3 separate regions of the Homo sapiens genome follow, and all the other regions are linked to region 1. The links are chromatin contacts, found by Hi-C or POLR2A ChIA-PET in ENCODE. All regions are on one chromosome and are shown on one strand. The core of a region is the stretch at or near the end of the contact, and the rest is flanking DNA. Distances in the headings are between cores, read along the strand shown.

Region 1 (2,768 bases), core at 144-2,643:
CATTTCCCCCAGTTCTGAGCCCATGGTTCCATAATCCCACTCATACTGGTGTCTGATGCATAGCGGCTCACTCACAGAGACAACAGATTCCAAAGTGCTTTTACAGTTCTAACATTCTGTACCTCGTGATCTACTGAGCTTAGTTTGTCACCAGAAGGGGGCACCATTAGGCAAGTTTTTTGTTTCTGTTTAAAATTATATTCTTTTAATCTTGTTCTTTTACATGGTTCAGTCTTCAAAAATCTCAGTTGAAGTACTGTGTTTTTATCTTTCACAAGTTTATCCTGTAATTAAAATTCTGTCACATTTGTGGCATCTCAAAATGTAAATGATAATGCAGCAAGTGACCAGTCATTAGATTTGTTTCCTGTGGCTGCCATAACAAATCACCACAAGCCAGGAGCTTCAAACAACGCAAGTGTCTTCTCTCACAGTTCTGGAGGCCAGAAGTCTGAGAGCGAGGCATGAGCAGGGCCCTCCCTCTGAAAGCTCTGAGAAAGGATCTGTCTTCACCTCTCTCAGCTCCGGGTGGCTGCTAGCAATCCTTGGTTTGTAGATGTGTCACTCCAGTTTCTGCCTCCATTGTCACGTAGCTGTCCTCACATTCACATGGCCTTTTTTTTTTTTTTTGAGACAGAGTCTCACTCTGTCATCCAGGCCAGAGTGCAGTGGTGTGATCTCGGCTCACTGCAACCTCTGCCTCCCTGGTTCAAGCAATTCTTCTGCCTCAGCCTCCCAAGCAGCAGGTGCACACTGCCATGCCCGGCTAATTTTTTGAATTTTTAATAGAGACGAGGTTTCACCATGTTGGCCAGGCTGGGCTCAAACTCCTGGACTCAAGATCCACCCACCACAGCCTCCCAGAGTGCTGGGATTACAGGTGTGAGCCACCATGCCCAGCCCACGTGGCCTTCTTATAAGGACATCAGTCATTGGATTTAGACTCATCATAATTTAACAAATTGTATCTGCAAAAACCTTATTTCCAAATAAGGTTGCATTTTGAGGCACTGGGTAGATATGAATTTGTGGGAGACACTATTCAACCTGGTGTAGTCATCTTAAGATGTTTTACAGGGGAAAATTATTAGGCACAAGAAGGGACCCCTGATCTAAGTCCTGAGCAAGCAGTACCCTCAGGAACAGTGTCATGGGCCCTGTAGCACAGCTGTGCTGAACTCATCCTGCCCAACATGGGTGAAGTACTATGGACTTAATAAGGGATGATTTCTGGGGGAGTGTCAGCTAGCTCTCTTAAAGATGTAGACTCCTTACAAACAGAATTGTGGTGCCTTTAAAGCTGGATTTCTCAACCCCATTAACATTGTCATTTGAGGCCGGGTGTGATGGTTCACACCTGTAATCCCAGTACTTTGGAGGCCAAGGCAGGCAGATCATTTGAGATCAGGACTTCGAGACCAGCCTGACCAACATGGTGAAACCTTGTCTCTTCTTAAAAAAAAAAAAAAAAAAAAATAGCTGGGTGTGGTGGCACATGCCTGTAATCTCAGCTACTCAGGAGACTGAGGCAGGAGAATCGCTTGAACCCAGGTGGCGGAGGTTGTAGTGAGCCGAGATCCCGTCACCGCACTCCAGCGGTGCATTGTAAGCTGTTTAACAGCATCACCAGCCACTTCCTGCTAGATGCCATTAGCACCCTTTCCCCCAACTTGTGATGCCCAAAGTTATCGTCAGACATTGCCAGATGGCCCCTGGGGTCACAATTGGTAGATAACACTTTTAAGTGTGACTGTCTGTTTAATCTTTTGCTAAGGTAATATTACTGTTTTTATAGCATCATTTCTTTGAAATTGATTTTTATGTTATTTTGGTTTTCATTTTATTTAGCCCAAAAAACACTAAATCTTTTGTTCATGAGAGTTTTGGGGAACTTTTTCTGTAATTTTTTATTAAATCTTGCCATAGTCACCTTTGTATTTTCATAACCTGTAGCGTGACTGGGTCACCAGCTTCACCCTGGCCTTTCACGCTTTCAAGAGTTTTTCTGCGTTTCTCCAGTCAGCTGTGTCTCCTGTTCTACCAAGGGACCATGACAGCCCTTTTCCAGTCTCCTCCCACTTCCCTCAGACTTAGCAGAGGACTTAACTTCCTACTTCACAGAGATCACAGAAGCCCTTGATAAGAGCTCCCTGTACCTCCTAGCTTACTAGCTATGAATGTATCTGGATCCCAAATCCTGTTCCTCTTTCCCTCCCAATAAAGTAGGAAGTGTACTCTTCTTCCTATCAGAGACTGCTCTTTGTTTTGAAGGCCACTCTCTCCTGCTTCACTTAAGACTACATCCTTTCAGTTCTCCCTTTCCTCTGTCCTTTGACCTTTCTCGTGCTGGCTCCTTCTCATCAGCAATTAATCATATTTAGTCTGCCATTTGTAAAAAGACCAGTCTTTGACTTTGCGTCCTTTGAGTTACCACCTTATCTGTTTGTTCCTGTTGATGGCTAAACCACCTGAAAGGATGTCTACATTCTCAGTTGTCGACCACATTCCCTCTCTGTCTACTCCCTCGGTGATCTTTTCTCCTCCTTGGCTTCATTTGCTGAAGAAACAGATGTACCATGACCCGGGCCATTATGTGAAAATGGAGAGTGTCCAGCAGCAGTACATATTTCATAGGCACTTGAGTTTCAACGTATCCAAAACCGAGCTTATCTTCTCCAAAGCTTATTCTTCCATCCTTACCCCCTGCTCCAGTGACAAGCACTACCATCTCTTCAGTTCAAAGCAACAACAGAGGAGTCATTCTTATA
Region 2 (2,768 bases), core at 184-2,683, 990 kb after region 1:
ACGCACAGGCAGTCAAAAGGTTTCTTGGGCTTCACACCTATTCAGAAGGATCTGGGTGCTGGGGCTAAGGGGACTGTCTAGGTGGGTTTAGGAGTTCTGTGTCTGTAAGTGGCCCTGTTCAGTGTGAGTTCGGCCTGTACCAAAGGTCTGCACAGCCTGCCCTACACCCTGCCCTGCCTGAGCCGGATGGGGGTCGCTCTGCCCGGTGGCAGGACCCCCAATGCAGGAGGAGCACCCAGGGACACAGTCTGGCTGGCTTCCCCTCCCCTGTATTGAAGAGCAGGACCCCAGGCTGGCTGTTGTCTCCTATTCTGTGTCCCACAACCAACCCGCCATGGGCAAGGCTCCAGACTCCCGGACCCGCTGCTGCCAGACTCTCAGAGCGGGTTTCTGAAAGATGGGAGAGGGGACAGGGGGTGCAGGCGAGGGCTGGGTGGCCCGGGGAGCAGACGAGAAGGTGGGCCAGGCCTGTGGACACAGTGGAATACAGAGGGGCAAGAGGCGTGATGTCTCCCCCAAGGGAAGAGTGAGTGGAGGAGTCAATCTGTAGGAACTAGAGGGGGTCTATGAGGGCGAGACAGGGCACAGCTAGTGATGGGACCACAAAGATGGGCGCTGGTGGGGGAAGGACTTCGTAGAAGGTAGGGGGTGGGGAGATAAGGCACCGCCCAGCAGGGGACACCAAGACGGGGAAGGGGACCAGACTCCGAAGAGACGCAGGAAATATGGGGAGGCAAGCCGCAGGAGGGAGGGGCCCAGCACACGCTGGAGAGGGGACCCGTGGCGGTGAGGGGAGGGGGACAATCCGGGGACGGGGACAATCCGGGGACAGGAACAGTGGAGACGGGAAGGGCCCAGGGCTCAGGGGGACCGGGGCGGGGGCGGAGAGGCGCAGGGCACCGTCCGGGGTGGGGCACGGGACCCCGCGGCGCGCACCTTGCCGCGCAGCGCCTTCCTCCAGCGCGGTTCCCACTCGGGCGGCTCGGGGCCCGCAGCCATACGGCAGGCGGCGCAGAGCGGGCCGGCGTCGGCGCGGCACAGCAGCTGCAGCGCGGCCTCGCTGGCCGGGCCGTCGCGCGCGGGCGCCGCGGCCGCCTCCTCGAGCGCCAGAAGGCGGCGGCTGAGCGGGGGCCTGCCGGGCTCCACGGCGCGCTGCCAGCAGTCGTCGGCGCACTCGGGGCACGGGAAGGGCCCGTCCTCCTCGGCCCAGAAGCGCACCACGCACGCCCGACAGAAGCGGTGGCCGCAGTCGGCGCGCACCGGTTCCCGGGGCGCGCGCTGGCACAGGGCGCAGGCGGCCTCGGCGGGGCCCGCAGGGAGCGCCAGGGCTGCGGGCGGCGGGGCCGGCAAGGGCGCAGGAGCGGCTGGGGAGGGCCGGAGACCTAGACGGCCGGCGACCGGACGGAGACCAGCAACAGGACGAAGACGCCAACGCCGGGGACGCGCACGGGGCGGGGTCGGGGACGCGCACGGGGCGGGGTCCGGACCGCGGAGCGCTCTGCCGATAAGATCCTGGCAGCGGTGTGCTGCAGCCGGAGGTCCTGGCCGCGCTGCGCTCCACAGACAAGATCCTGGCAGCAGTGTACTGCATCCTTAGGTCCTGGCCGCGGTGGGCTTCTCCGCCTGGATCCTAGCGGCGGTGCGCTCCTCCGCCTTGATTTTGGCAACTATGCTCTCCACCTGCAAGGTCCTGGCAGCGGCGCACGTCACCGCGCAAGTCCTGGCAGCTGCGCGCTTCACTCTACTGCCTGCGGACCGGCCCAAGTCGTATCCTGAAATCTTACTGGGCTGTCCCTTCCTACTTCAGTAACTCCTGCGAAAGAGGGAAACAAAGTTTTATTTTTACTTGAAGGTTCCATTTTTAAAAGGTTGTTTTTGTAAGCTGCTAGGATCTGAGCTGCGCGTACCCCCGCGGTAGCTCGCCCGCGTGGGCTGGGGACGGGGCGGGAAATGGCCTGCGTGGGCCTCCTCCGCTGCTCTCATCCTGCACGGACCCGCCCTGCATGGGCACGCCCTGCGTGCACGGGCCTGCCCGCGTGGACGTGCCCTGCGTGCACCCTTCCTTCAGGGACCCGCCCTTGAACGGCCCTCCGGACGTGGACACTCGTATACGCCCACCCTGCGTGGGATCTCCCTGCGTGGACCCATCCCGCTGAGCCTCTTCTCGCGCAGCCTCCCTCTGGCCCCCTGGGAAGCTACCCTGGTTGTCCGCTGTCTCCTGGCTGGGGGGAGCTCTCATTGATTCTGTGATGATGCATGACAGAAGAGCATTTGTTAGCTTTGCTTTGCTTTTCTTTCTTTTTTGAGACAGCCTCGCTCTGTTGCCAGGCAGGCTTGAGTGCAGTGGCGCGATCTCGGCTCACTGCAACCTCCGCGTCCCGGGTTCAAGCGATTCTCCTGCCTCAGCCCCCCGAGTAGCCGGTATTGCAGGCGCCTGCCACGACGCCCGGCTAATTTTTGTATTTTTAGTACAGACGGGGTTTCACCATGTTGGCCAGGCTGGCCTCGAACTCCTGACCTCGTAATCCACCCGCCTCTGCCTCCCAAAGTGCTGGGATTACAGGCGTGAGCCACTACACCCGGCCGTTAGCTTTTCTTTAAAAAATAAATTTAAAGGAAAGAAATAAGCCTTTGGGAAGAGCAATCTTGTGTTTTTGTTTTTTAATTATTTTGAAAACAAGCAAGCATGGTTAAAATAAGATTGTGCAAGTTTTGCATTTTAAAAAATTAATCTGGGCCGGGCGCCGTGGCTCACGTCTCTAATCCCA
Region 3 (2,768 bases), core at 185-2,684, 640 kb before region 1:
AAACCAAAACCAGGTGTTTTCACATTTTTAGAGTCCCCTGACAGTGTGGTTCGGGGGTTTGGTTTCTGTATCACATCTGCTAAGTGTGCAGGTCATTTTCAAAACCACGCATGCTGAGAGACTAGCAAACAAAGGCAATGATCATGAGGTTAAAGTAGACAAAAGAAGGCAATTAAAACATTTCCACTACCCATCATATAGGAGAAGAACATAAGTACACCTGTTGCCTTCTAAATAAAATATATATTTTTCCTTTCCATAATCGTAGAAAGTAAAAAAGACTTAAGAAATGAAGTCAAGGTCTATTTCCACAAAGGCTCAAGCAAGACAATACCAAATGGGTACAAAATGAAAGACAACTGAAAATCAAAGGTGGAGTCGGCTCTCAGAGGTCTCCAAAGCTCGGTGTCTAAACTTAGCTGTGCGGGCAACACACACACAGACATACACAACCAGTATACGTCAGTTATTTTCGAACCCTGGAACTCACACAAAGACATGACCAACCTGCATGTGCCCCTCTTCAAAGTAGTCCCCTGGGGAGACCCTTGGTATTCCCATGATGCTGTCATCATTCAAAATATTTCTGGAACTCCCCTAACGGGTTGGCCCCCAGAGACAACAGCATAATGTTCATCCTCTAAAGCACATTTGTTTTTTGGAAACAGCTAACAACCACTTGGAGCCAAGCGTCACGAATAAGGCAGGTGATCAAGCTTGGAAATTTTGTTCTTGGTCAGAAACTCACAGTGGGCACCAAATGGCAAGTATAATTTCTCCTAAGGCTCATAGACTAGCTGTGACCACGATGCCAAAAGCAGAGGTTCAACAATGTTCTGAACGCTGAAAATAAGTGTGAAGTCTCCTAAACAGCATGCTTGAAACTCGCCACTTTGAATACACTTGTTCTGATTAGACTATTACAACCAGCCTTGTGTCTTTATAACAATGTCTTGATAAATCACTACTGCACATCCCCAACTCAATGTAGCCCCAAGCAAGTTATTAATAACAAGGGGATGCGGGACACTTCAACTGCCAATCAAGAGACGACAGGCCACAACCCTGCACAGAGATGTCTGCATTCCACAGGCAGATGTCAACGCCCAGGAGTACGTGCAGACATAAATATGCACTATACGCGTGTGCAGAGATCTATATATACACCACAGATTCACAGCTCATCCCAAATCATCCTTAGTGGGCTTATCCTAAATATAGATAATAAATTCATGTTAATAATAGCTGAGACCTTTAAAATGCTCTGAAGGAAAACACACACACACGGATGAACACACACACACACGTATGTACATGCACACACACACACACACAGAGCCACCCTTATGCATTCCTGCACGCTGATCCACTGTGGTTTTCTGGTTTCCTTATCCCTGGGGGGAAAATTTTGTCAAAAAGATACACCCAAGAAATGTAAGCTAAACACTGACAGAGGCCTTCCCTGGAACACTTGTCCCAACATGCTATGATTTGAAAAGATGAGGGGGTCACTGAGAGACCAGGTCGAGGGAGAGAGAGGAGCAGCGGAGCAGCCACTGATTTGGAGGCCTCAGGGCTTGGGATTTATTTAACAGATTTTCTGAACCTCAATCTCATGGAGAATGAATTCTTTCAAGGGAAAGCGATATCTTTTCTTTTCTAACCAACTACAAAAGAACTGGTCCACTAGCCAAATATAATCAAGTTTGGTTTGGTTATATAGTTTGCCAAATATAACCAAGGAAAGCACCAGCTGTCTGTCTACCCATGCTTGCGGGGCAAAGGTTTATGAGGAAAATGGCATTATCCCAGTTCCTGGCAAACAACCTGTTCATAATGTACAGCACCGCTCAGGAGGAAGGGTGAACACTGGATTCAAATTCTAAACCCACAGTCCCAGCTAGTCGGGAGGCTGAGGCTTGAATGGTTGAGCCCAAGAGTTCAAGGCTAGCCTGGGCAACAGAGTAAGACCCTGTCCCTTGAAAAAAAAAAAAAAAAAAAGCATAACAGTATTTAAATAAACTACAAAGGGAAATATAAATTTATATATCAAAAAATAAACGTTATAAGATAAATAAATACATTCTAAATCCCTCCTCCCCTCTTCTAGCTGTGTGACCTCGAGCAAGTTACTGATGCTCCCAATGTCCCAATGTCCCCTTTTTGGGATCTATGCAAAGTGGGGTATGCAAAAGCACTCATCCTCCTGGGGCTGCTGAAGGGACTGACTCCGTGGGCATGGAAAGTTCCCAGCACAGTCCCTGAGTTACAGTCAGCTATTATTGCTTATGATGATGGCAACCTACTAAAGGCAGACACTGATGTTCTCCTCGGCAAAAACAAAGCCTTGTGAAATGGACATCCGCCTAATTCTCCCCTCAAACCTTGCCTTGAGTATTCTGGAATGGTGGTAGGGTTCTCCTCCTCAAAGAAGTAACCCATCAGAAACCTGGCAGGGACAAAGAAGAGGGGAGTGAGGGAATGCAACCAGGATGGAGACAGAAACAAAAAGAGAAGGGAAAAATCAAGAAGGCAAACAGGGGAGGGCAGGAAAGCCAACAGAGTTGTCTGTTCACGCACAAAAGCCTGCTGGTGCTTCCTCCAGTGCAGGGAGCCTGCCCCACCGCCCGCCACGGGACTAAGACAGCGCCTCCTCAGGTGTGGTCCAGGGACCCATACAAAGCCTTCACAACCCCACAGGCATGTGCCAGCACACAGCAGGCAGGTGCAGCACCATGGCTCTTGCAGAAAAGAGGAAAGAGCTGGAA

Evidence for each region. Hi-C counts contacts between places; a loop is a spot of excess contacts on that map. ChIA-PET counts read pairs that join two places held with the same protein, here RNA polymerase II (POLR2A). Pooled maps may share reads with other maps.
Region 2: a pooled map shows a loop between it and region 1 (4-fold over the local background). The contact joins the promoter of RNF187 here to the enhancer-like site in region 1. A Hi-C loop is called at or near these places in 1 of 37 single-sample maps with no recorded cell type and 3 of 50 pooled maps. POLR2A ChIA-PET finds 5 or more read pairs at or near these places in 1 of 52 experiments (HEK293).
Region 3: a loop to region 1 is called in a map with no recorded cell type, with 30 times the contacts of the local background. The contact joins two enhancer-like sites. A Hi-C loop is called at or near these places in 6 of 37 single-sample maps with no recorded cell type and 3 of 50 pooled maps. POLR2A ChIA-PET finds 5 or more read pairs at or near these places in 1 of 52 experiments (activated B cell).

Annotation. Positions count from the first base shown.
Region 1 is chr1:229,479,561-229,482,328 of GRCh38, reverse strand. The region is part of intron 12 of NUP133 (nucleoporin 133); the gene reads left to right. Among named protein-coding and RNA genes, the nearest start is that of NUP133, 27 kb to the left of the region's middle. RefSeq lists an enhancer at 2,475-2,524. Within about 2 kb of position 1,393, at least 4 of the 41 ENCODE cell types and tissues checked have a DNase peak (open chromatin) inside an H3K27ac peak, as active enhancers do.
Region 2 is chr1:228,486,047-228,488,814 of GRCh38, reverse strand. It overlaps RNF187 (ring finger protein 187), which reads right to left and starts at 1,433. Exons shown (of 4, transcript NM_001010858.3): 1 at 937-1,433. The coding sequence starts at 1,326. RefSeq lists enhancers at 1-715, 833-1,693, 1,995-2,374, 1,694-2,555 and silencers at 795-994, 1,255-1,374.
Region 3 is chr1:230,121,182-230,123,949 of GRCh38, reverse strand. All of the region lies in intron 1 of GALNT2 (polypeptide N-acetylgalactosaminyltransferase 2), which reads right to left. Among named protein-coding and RNA genes, the nearest start is that of GALNT2, 55 kb to the right of the region's middle. RefSeq lists enhancers at 470-679, 690-819. Within about 2 kb of position 1,434, at least 9 of the 41 ENCODE cell types and tissues checked have a DNase peak (open chromatin) inside an H3K27ac peak, as active enhancers do.